Regions from separate parts of the Mus musculus genome. Here region 1 is linked to region 2. The links are chromatin loops, found by intact Hi-C in ENCODE. Cell type or tissue: gastrocnemius. All regions are shown on one strand. Links, peaks and the distances in the headings refer to the core of each region. The heading gives the core; the rest is flanking DNA. Region 1 overlaps Lonp2 (lon peptidase 2, peroxisomal). Region 2 overlaps N4bp1 (NEDD4 binding protein 1).

Evidence for each region. A loop is a pair of places that touch in the nucleus more often than their neighbours do. Peaks named below come from ENCODE experiments on the same cell type or tissue, not always from the same donor. Only the 100,000 strongest peaks of a DNase experiment are listed, where the experiment ranks them.
Region 1: it touches region 2 in a loop (3-fold over the local background); 13 of 42 quality-filtered maps call a loop at or near these places.

Annotation. Positions count from the first base shown.
Region 1 is chr8:86,638,715-86,646,277 of GRCm38, reverse strand. Lonp2 (lon peptidase 2, peroxisomal) reads right to left here. Exons shown (of 15, transcript NM_025827.3): 7 at 4,478-4,736. Among named protein-coding and RNA genes, the nearest start is that of Lonp2, 18 kb to the right of the region's middle. In gastrocnemius, for the core only: a CTCF peak has its summit at 3,391; no DNase peak of the experiment used is centred there.
Region 2 is chr8:86,842,852-86,845,351 of GRCm38, reverse strand. N4bp1 (NEDD4 binding protein 1) reads left to right here. Exons shown (of 7, transcript NM_030563.2): 7 at 311-2,500. The coding sequence ends at 665. Among named protein-coding and RNA genes, the nearest start is that of Gm33877, 7.5 kb to the left of the region's middle. In gastrocnemius, for the core only: a CTCF peak has its summit at 1,211 (motif pointing right); DNase peaks (open chromatin) are centred at 565 and 1,256.

The sequences.
Region 1 (7,563 bases), core at 2,152-4,651, 200 kb after region 2:
GGACTTATCTAAAGGGCTGAATTACAAAATATAATTAGTTTTTAATCTTACATCAATTCTCCAAACACATAGAAACCATGTTTAGCACTGTGCCAAATAAACAAACAAACAGCATGAAGTAGTACAAAGAAGTACAAGATATACAATAAATCCTTGTCACAGCTCTTTACACACACATACACACACACACACACACACACACACACACACACTCTCTCTCTCTCACACAGGTTGACTGTTATATCCAAAATGTTTTGAGGACAGAAGTGGTTCGGGGTTTAATTTTTTTTCTTTCTGGTTTTATAATATTTGCATACATACATAATAGATGTCTTGGGACTGGTATCCATATCAACACAAAAGATTCACCTATATATCATACTCATATATAAGGCCCTCACACACACAGCTTATGGGCAATTTATACAATATTTCAAACCTTTAAATATCCATACATTATCCATACATTAAAAAATATTTTTATAATTTTATATGTATGGATAGTTTGCCTGAACGTATGTCTGAGTACTATATATATTTGCAATGCCTTAAGAGGCCAGAAGAGGACACCAGATCGCCTGGAACCAGAGTTATAGGCAGTTGTGAGCCAACATATGAGTTCTAGGAATCAAACACAAAGCCTCCGGAAGAGCAGTCAAGGCTCTTCACCACCCCTCGTCCTGTAAGAGCACCTATAGTTTGGCTGAGACCTGGTGTATGAAGTTAGGTGTATTGCGTCTCACTTGGGCATCATGTCAGCATCGAAAACTCTTGGTATTTTAGAGCACTCCAGATTTACAGATGGAGGATGCTCCATTTGTATTTATGCTATTTTCAGATGGGTTAAAAATGCCACAGACCTACATTGTTTAATCACTAAAAGGGCACAATAAATACCATATGGTTCATACAAGAAGAGAAAAATCATTACTGGTTGTATATATTAATCGGGGAAACCTAAACTTGGGCCTGCCTTTACTTCCTTTTCTCGTTGCTATGACAGGAACTTGACAAGAAACAAATTAAGAGAGGAAGGATTTATTTTCGGCTTACAGTTGGAGGTACAGACAGTCCAAAATGGTAAGGAAGGCATGGGAGCCGGAGTGTGAAACAGCTCATGACATTACATTCGCTGTCAGTAAGCAGAGAGACATCAATTGATCCATCGTTTTTATTCTATTTACATATTTATTTAGACAGGGTCTCATTATGTAGTTCTAGCTGTCCTGGAACTCACTTTGTAGACCAGGCCAGCCTCAAACTCACAGTAATCCGCCTGCCTCTGCCTCCTCAGCTCTGAGATTAAAGGCGTGCACCATCATGCTTGCCCCACTCTCTCCTTTTTATTCACTCTGAATGGTGATGCTCACATTTGGATTGAGTCTTTCTACAGAATTAACACAACCATGAAACTCCCTTGCACAAATACCCAGAGGCTTGTTTCCTATATGAGTTTAGATCTTGTCAAGTTAACAGTCAATATTAGACACCACGGTGGCTTACGATAAACCTCTTTTAGAAGGGTTATATGCAAAGGCAGGTGGTGAGGAGGATATGAGCACCAGAGTGTATCTACTGTACTTCAGTTAAAAAAAAAAAAAAGAACCTACTGACACATCTATTTTTGTTTTGTAGAGAAATAAATGGTTTATTTATAACTTTCCTATTTCAGTTACAGATGAAAATTTGTCAACAAAGAAGTCAGAGGATTTTCATCTCCTTTAAAATTGAGCCACTGATATCTTCCAACAACAGAACTTTATTATCTGTAAACGTAGGTAGCAAAATTATTTCAAAAAGTCAATATCAACAGTGATCTGAGATATATTGTAAGGATAAGTGTTATATTTAAACCAAAGAATAACTAATAAGAAACAGACTATGGGCTATGAGATAGCAAGACTGTTAAAGTGCTTGCTGGGCAAACAAGAAACCCTGAGTTCAGATCCCTAGAACCCATGTAATGCCAGATGATACAGTATTTGTCTGTCAGTTCAGCCTCAGAAAGTAGAGACAGATCACTGAAGCAAGCTAGCTAACGAAACTAGCAGAACCGGCAAGCTCTGCTTCAGGTTTGACAGAGATTCTGCCTCAGAGAATACGGTGGGAGGGAACTGAAAAAGACCTTTGACAACTGAAAGGAAAAGTATTGGCTCAGGACAGGGCAGGCAATCTGAGCCAAAGACAGATGACGGAGGACAAGGGAGAAGGGGATGGGAACAAGGGAGAGGGAGGAGGGATATTTGTTCTAGAGGACAAAGAACTGCCTCTGGATAGAGAGGAGACAGACATGGCACATAGGAAAATGATGGACTAAAAAGGTAAAAGGGGAAATCTCATATTAGGATGAGGTATTTCATTTTAATTGGACATGTTACTTAGGAGAGCCTAAGGGGGCTTTTGATTGCTAGACTTCAATACTTTCATAGCTGAACCTTGGAAATTAGCCTCACGAGGAGGAAGTGACCAAGTAAGGGAATAGACCTTGGTGGCTACCTTTAGGAATTTAATCTAATAGTTTTTAGCAAGGCTGAAGGAATGGGGGAAAGCCTGCCAGAGCCTGTCAGAGTGTCACGATCAAGCTGTCCAGAGTCCCTCAACAATCAACCTGGAGTATACACACATACATGCACATGTACACACATGCATATACAACACACACAGACATACATACACATAGAAAAAGAAAAACATCCAGATTTACATAAACACAATTTTATAAAATTCATCCCCTAGAATACTACTTCCTACTGGATTTCTGATAATTCATTTATTTAAACTCAAAAACTCAACAACAGGAATGGTGATTTTGTGACTTACAGGCAGAAAAACATGCTGAGATAAAAACTGCCTGAGTGAATTAACAGCTAAGTTTCACTTCATGCCTCCTTTAAGATGCAGAAAACAAAAGGCTCACCACTTTATTAGAGAACTGTAAAGCAAACCTTTCTTTCCCCTCTGTCTCCCTCCTACCTCTTCATTTTCCAACTACTAGAATACAGTCTTTGGTTGTTTTTAAAAGCCAGTCCCTGACTTACTGGCACCTTCCTGTTCTATAGACAGGTGCAGCTGGCAAATGGCGGGAAATCCATGCTTGGGAAAGTGGCGGCTAAGTGAGAGAGACAACACAAAGCAGCCACTTTTTCTTTTATTCTATCTGTTACTCCAGTTCAGACATTCTCATACATACAGACAAAACACCAATGCACATTAAAAACAAATTTAAAAAGGGAAATAATCCGAAATGACAGAGTCCAGATCAAGTCACTTGACTAGGGTAGGTCTCAGGAGTTTTGTCAAAATCAGATTTCAGCCCAAATTCTTTGTGGCTGGTCTGCAAATAAGGGTGTCTATTTCATTATGAAAGGGGACTACAGCCTCTAGTGGCACTCAGGAGAACAAGACAGTCTAGGCAACAACATGATCTGCAATTGCCAGGAGTGACCTAAATCAATCCCTCAGCCTGATGTGTTCCCTCATTCCTTGTTAGAATCTTTGCATGCTTTTTCAACGCGCATTCTTCACTTATGAACAAATAAAAGAGAATAGGCCTGCCTTTCTCTCTTGCTTGCTTGCTTTCTTGCTTGCCTGCTTTCTCTCTTTTTATTTAAAAACAGGGTCTTGTGTAGCACAGGGTGGTCTCAATCTCGGCATATAGCTATGGCTAGTCTGCTTCCACTTTCCAAGGGGTAGGATTATAGGCATGGGTCACCAGACCCAGAAAAGAACCATGTCTTGAAGAAGAGTTTTTCCCAGTTTCCCGTCATTACCTAAAGTCAGTGATCCCTGCTAGAAAGTCATTGGGAAAATGAATGAAAAACACCATATTCTTTCACTAGCAGCTCAGGGTTTCCGTGTTTCACACTCTCTGCATGCTAGGCTGTAACCCTGAGGTACACAGCAGCTTCCCCACACTTCTTACACATATACTCTAGGTGTGTGTTCTCACAGCCTGCAACTGCCACAGAGCCCTTTGGCCATATAGACCTAGGCTTCCCTAAAGCCTCTTCCAGTCAGGTCCACAGGGAGAACCACAAAACCAAACAGTGGAAAGGGAAACCATATCTGATTATAATAGTGTAGGTTGATCAAGTCTAACATACTTAGTCTATTTTTTTTTAAAACAGAAAGTGAGTGAACATGAAAGGGTGAGCTGTAATGGTTATGCTAAACTTTTCCATTAGTGCTGTCAGGTTTTCGTAAGAGAAAGACTACAGGCAGAATAAACTTACTCAAAGATTACTCACCTCCCCATATCTGCCCACAGAACTGCAATTATTCATTAAAACACTAAAAGAGTTATGGTTATTATTTAGGTAATGCTACTAGGTAAGTAGAAAGTCAACATAATATCCAATCACAAAGTAAGTTACAATTCCATAATTCCACTCAAGTAGGACCGTAGAAAGCCAAGGCACATACTAGTTAGTCCACTAAACAAATGTCAAAGTTAAAAGAGGCTGAAAGACTGTGTTACCTGTGCCCTCGAATGTCAGACTGGTCACACACACCCCCAAGTGCAATCCTGTGGAACTCCCGACCCAGAGTCTTGGCCACGGATCTCCCCACACTTGTTTTGCCTACTCCAGGCGGGCCAACAAAACAGAGGATTGGGCCCTTCAAGTTATTTTTCAGTTGTCTCACAGCCAAGTATTCCAAAACCCTCCTCTTCAGTTTTTCCATGGCATAATGGTCATTGTCCAGAAGAATCCGGGCTGCCCGAATGTCCAGGCGATCTGTCAAACAAGCCAATAGAAGTTATTTTAGCACTTGGAACTTGTAAGTAACAACACATTTGGATCACTCTATGTCTTCAAATGTATTATATTAACTAGGGACTTGGGTTTTTTGTTTGTTTTCCTTTTGTCAACTTGGCACAAGCTGAAGTCATCTAAGAGGAGGAACCCTCAACTGAGATGATGCTTTCATAAAATTGGACCATAGGCATGTCTGTGCTGCATTTTCTTGATTGATGTGGGAGACCCCGCTCCACCTCTCCTCAGCCAGTGGTCCCGAATGCTATAAGAAAGCAGGCTAAGCAAACTATAAGGAGCAAGTCAGTAGTAGCCCTCCTCCATGGCCTCTGCATCAATTCCTGACTTCCCTGGACTAACAGCTATAAAATAAATAAGCCCTTTCCTCCCCAAGCTGCGTTCAGTCATGAGCAATAGAAAAATAGCTAACATAGAATCCTTCATTTTGTTTGATTGTTCTATTTAAGATTTAGTGTCTCCAGAGACATCCACCCGTTAAAATCCCATTCTCAAATCACATCACTTGCAATGACTTTTTACATAAACATTATTTCTCTGGGGGATATAGTTTCTATATATTTTATTGTGCTGGAAGGTTTTCTTTGAAAAAGAAAGTGGGGTGGGTGGGTAATCAAGATGGCTCAGGGGATAAAAGCACTTGTTGCAACAAACCTGACAACCCAGAATCCACATAAATATGAAAGGAGGGAACCAACTCCACATAGTCATCTACTGACATCATTCTCCTCCCAGTAATGACAAAATTTGAAAGATTTAAAGAATATTTGTCTTATTTAGTAGTAGTATTATATATGCCCTACCCCCAATTCTTGACACTAATGAAATAGAAGAAAGCAGATACCTATGACCTCATTCTCATAACAGTTAGGATGTAATGTCTCAGGTGATGTGAGTGTGAGATTACACATGTATTTTTCAAAATGAGATTTTATGGAGTCTTCTGTAAAGTGCATTTCTTTTGTTCTCTCATTTAATCTGTTAAGGAATTTTCAATAGGAAATATACATCTCAGCAACACTTTGTGGGTACTTTATAGTTTATTATTCAATTATCCACACTCACTTAACCAATTTCCTATACTGAACTGCACTAAAAAACAGTTTAAAAGGTTCAAATGTAATAACCACATGGGTCGTTTTACTGAGACTACATAGATAATATAACATATGCAAATCAATAATGTAATATATTGCATTAGCTGAATGAAAGACAAATCTATACAGTCATCCCAATAAATGCAGAAAAGCACTAGACAAAATTCATTTTCTTTACATGATAAAAGTCAGCAAACATTGTGGTGGATGCTAATGACCAAGAAAGCAGGAGGCCAGAACTGACCCAGGTAAGGTACCCAGCCAGAGATGAGCAGCCCCACAGCACATGAGCAAAGAAGGGAAGCAGGGAGGAGGCTGGAGCTGACCCAGGATAAGGTGTCCAGCCTACTGAAAGGGAGCATATTTTTTCCTTGGGGTTGTGGCCACTGGTATGTTGCTCATGCTTCAGTGAATGGCCTCACACCTAAGTGCACATAAGCACTAAGCAGATTCACTGGGTTACACACTAATCTAAAAGTATAGGTCTGGCATAAGAACGGAATAGTTCAGAGTGCAGTACTAACCCAAACATATGGGTCAACTAACTTTCAATGAGGCCTTCAAGACTGCACTCTAGGGAGAGGATAGTCTCTTTGAACAAACACTGTGGGGAAACTGGAGAGTGCATGCACCTGAATGAAAACCCTAGAGCTGTTCTTGGCAATGGTAATTCTGAAATGACATCAGGAGTAAGTCATCAAAATCAAAATCAAGAGCTGGGTATGGTGTGCACGCCTGCAATTCCAGGATGCACGCTGGGGAAGGAGCACTGTCATGAATCTGAGGCCAGGTACAGCTTATGCATCATGACCCTGCTAAAACAAAGCAAACAAAAATCATCCTAGTCCTATCAGAATGGCTACTTAAAACAAAGCAGAGGAAGACAATAACCACCAAATTATAGCCAGACTTGTGGCACAAGCCTGTAATCTTAGTATTGCCCAATACAGGTGGAAGGCATGGGGATCCTCCTTAGCTATATAGTGAGTTCCAGGTCAAGCTGGCCTATGTGAGACCCCCCTCTCCAACAAATGATAAAACACATTATAACAAGTGATAGTGAAAATATGGAGAGACAGGAGCCCTCATATACTATTACAGGAATATGAATTGGTAACTTCAGAATTAAAACAGTACAAAGGTTTCTCAGCAATTAAAATTAAACCTACCATATGATTGAGCATTCCCCATTTCTGGGTATATGCTCAAATGATTGAAATCAGGACCTTGGAGAGTACCTATATGCTAACACAAGACGAAATGTGCTGTTATTCATAATATCCAAGAAATGGAAGCTGTTTAAATATCCACTGAGAGGAAATGAAGAAACGTGCTATATTCATGTAACTGCTATAAGTTAGCCTTTAAAAAAGCGATACAACAAAAGAAAACAAAGCCAGGGGATCTCGTGACTTTCAACACAGAGTGAGTTCTGAGAGAAATAAGCCAGAACAGACAGACCGCACGCTTCCACTTACTGCATGGGATTTACAACTCTCAGAAGCAGACAGAGTACAATGGTTGCCAGGGACTGGGCGAGGAAGGGTATGGGAGGGTGATGGTAAAATGGTCTTGATGTTCAGTTAGACAAGTGTGAGTTCTGGAGATCTACTATGTGGTACAGTGTTTCTAAGCAAACAATAATGTTTTGCATTCTTAAAATTTGCTAAGAGGAAGAATCAGGTGGATCTCTG
Region 2 (2,500 bases), core at 1-2,500:
CTTATCTCTGTGCCCAGGGAGAGGTGCCTCTCCTCAGCTCTGTAAGCTGGCCCTGCATACAACCCAACGAGTGTGACCAGCCCTAAGACAAAAGACTGGTAAGGCATTGTCAAATCCAGGGATGCTCGATCCCTTATGGTTCTGGAAATGGTACCAGATGCCCTATAGGCCACTCTTAGGGGGCTGATTTCACCACCCCATAGCTTTCTCCTCAGGCCTTCAGAAACCATGGAACTAGCATCTAGGCCTTCAGTGTTAGCCATAGGCGCTTTGAAAGGGTTTCTTACTGTCCCTCTCACTTCATCCACAGACACATGCAGCCGCTACTCAATGCCCTGCCAAGTGTGGGCACATTTGACCCTGGCTTCCGGAGTCCCAGCACGCAGGTAGCCAACAACAGCCACCAGCCTCCACCCCGGATCCAGACCTCTTCAAGCCCTTGGCTTCCCCAGCAGTCCCACTTCACAGCTCTGGCCACCCTTCCCAGTATGCAGCAGAACCCACCCCTGCCAGCACAGAGATCTTCTGCAGAGACCAGCGAGCTGAGGGAGGCGCTGCTAAAGATCTTCCCTGACTCTGAGCAAAAGCTGAAGATCGACCAGATCCTGGCAGCTCATCCGTACATGAAAGACCTGAATGCCCTGTCGGCCCTGGTGTTGGACTGACGGCTGGGCTGGAGCCCACTGATGCTGGGGAACTGCCAACCGTGGGATGGACCATAACGTGAAGAAGCCTTCCCGGAAAGCATTGCTGTGTTGTATAGAAAAAGGAGGGAAATGTTTTATGTATACAAAAGTCTGGGGTTTCAAAGCCAGCTTTTTTCTATATATAAATTATGCTGCTATTACAGACTTAACGTTTTCTGTAAAAGGAAAGTACTCTTTCTGCCTGTTCAGAACTGTTTAATAGCAGTTACTCTTGAGTGTATTTACAGTTTTATGTTTTTTAAACTATTTTCCTTAAAGCTGAAGAAAAAATGACAAATAAATATGGTTAGCCTTTCTAAATAAAATTTTAAAAAAAAATTAAGAAAAAAAAAGGAGTTGCTTCCTTAAGGAAAGCAAGACTTCTTAAAGTCTATTTTCTTGAGGTAATTTGTCCTGTTCACTAAACATGGCGTGTGCTCCCCTGCCTTCATCCCTAGAGTGGGCCTGCTCTGCTCTTGTGGGGCCTTCTCAGCGAGCCATTATGAGAGTGAAGAAGTGGAGCCACTAGATGGCATCTGACACCCGGGCTGTCACCAGTGGCCAGACAAAGTCAGACTGAGGAGCAGGTGGGAAGTCTTAGAGGACGTACAGCCCCAGCATGCTCCCTGACTGGCGTAGCTCCGTAGTGCACTCACCAGCCATGGCCGCCATGCTCCCACCCTGGCTCCACAGCTACCTTAGCCTCAGAAGACAAGGTAGGCACTGAAGCCTCTGGTGAGGAGACCCCCCCCCCCCCATGTGGCGTTTGTACAGCTTTGCCAAAAAGTTTTCTATTCTCAAGGATGACCCAAGCCAATAAATAGCATTAGTCCTTTCAGAAGGGCCTCAAAGCCCCTGCATTTCCCTTCTTTTGTCTACTTAGAGGTTTCTTAGCAGCAATTCCTGAGTCTTTCAGAACCAGTTATCTCAGTATTGTCTCTTCTCGGTGTAGCTTGAAGTCTGTGTCTGTGAACCCCCTCCTGGTCATTCTTAGTGTCTTGGCTCTCACCTGGACCTTCAAAGGGCTTTGTGTTCTCCATCCATGCAGTCTCCAGGCCCTTGTGGTTAAATTCACTGCCCTGTGGATTGTTGTTCTCCCGGTCCCGCAGGTAACCGTGGACTTGGTGCTGGTTTGTTATCCGTAGTGCAGGGACTGTGTAGATCACAGAATGCTGCCACCATGCCGTGTCTTGGTTCATTTGGTCCCTGCACCCATCAGGAGATGAACAGAGCCTTCTAGGTGGCCATACTTACGTGATCTCTCCTGAATTTGTTGATGATCCAGCCTGCTGGGAAGCTGTTTGTCATCTGTCCCTAGGGGGTTTCAGACCTGCAGGCTGTGTGAGTACAGAACAGAGACTTCTGGCCAGCCCCAGGAGTTGACCCACCACAGTCCCCCACCCAGTGCCTCAGCTTGGGAGCACAGCAAAGGTGCCAAGGTGGAGCTGTCTCCAGGGCTTCCTGGTGTGGTCAATCCCAGCCCAGCACTGCTGGGAACCAGGAGAGCCGGGAGTACTCCATAGCTGCCTCAGCCTGATGCTGGCCTGAGGAGCACAGGCTCTCAAAGGCCCTTCGGCTAGCCTGATCTTTGAGTTGTGTGCCTCTGTGTTCTTAGTATTGTTTCTGAGAGATACCTGCCCATTTCCCCTTGCCCCATATAGGAGGGAGGAAAAAGCTGGAGGAAACCAAAAGGCATTAATTACTTTGTAGATTATAATGTGAAATATAATTCTAGATTCTTTGTGAAATCTGTCACATTTAGGTATAACATTTACAGCCCAGTTATCCAGCCACTGAAGAAAGCTCACAACTTG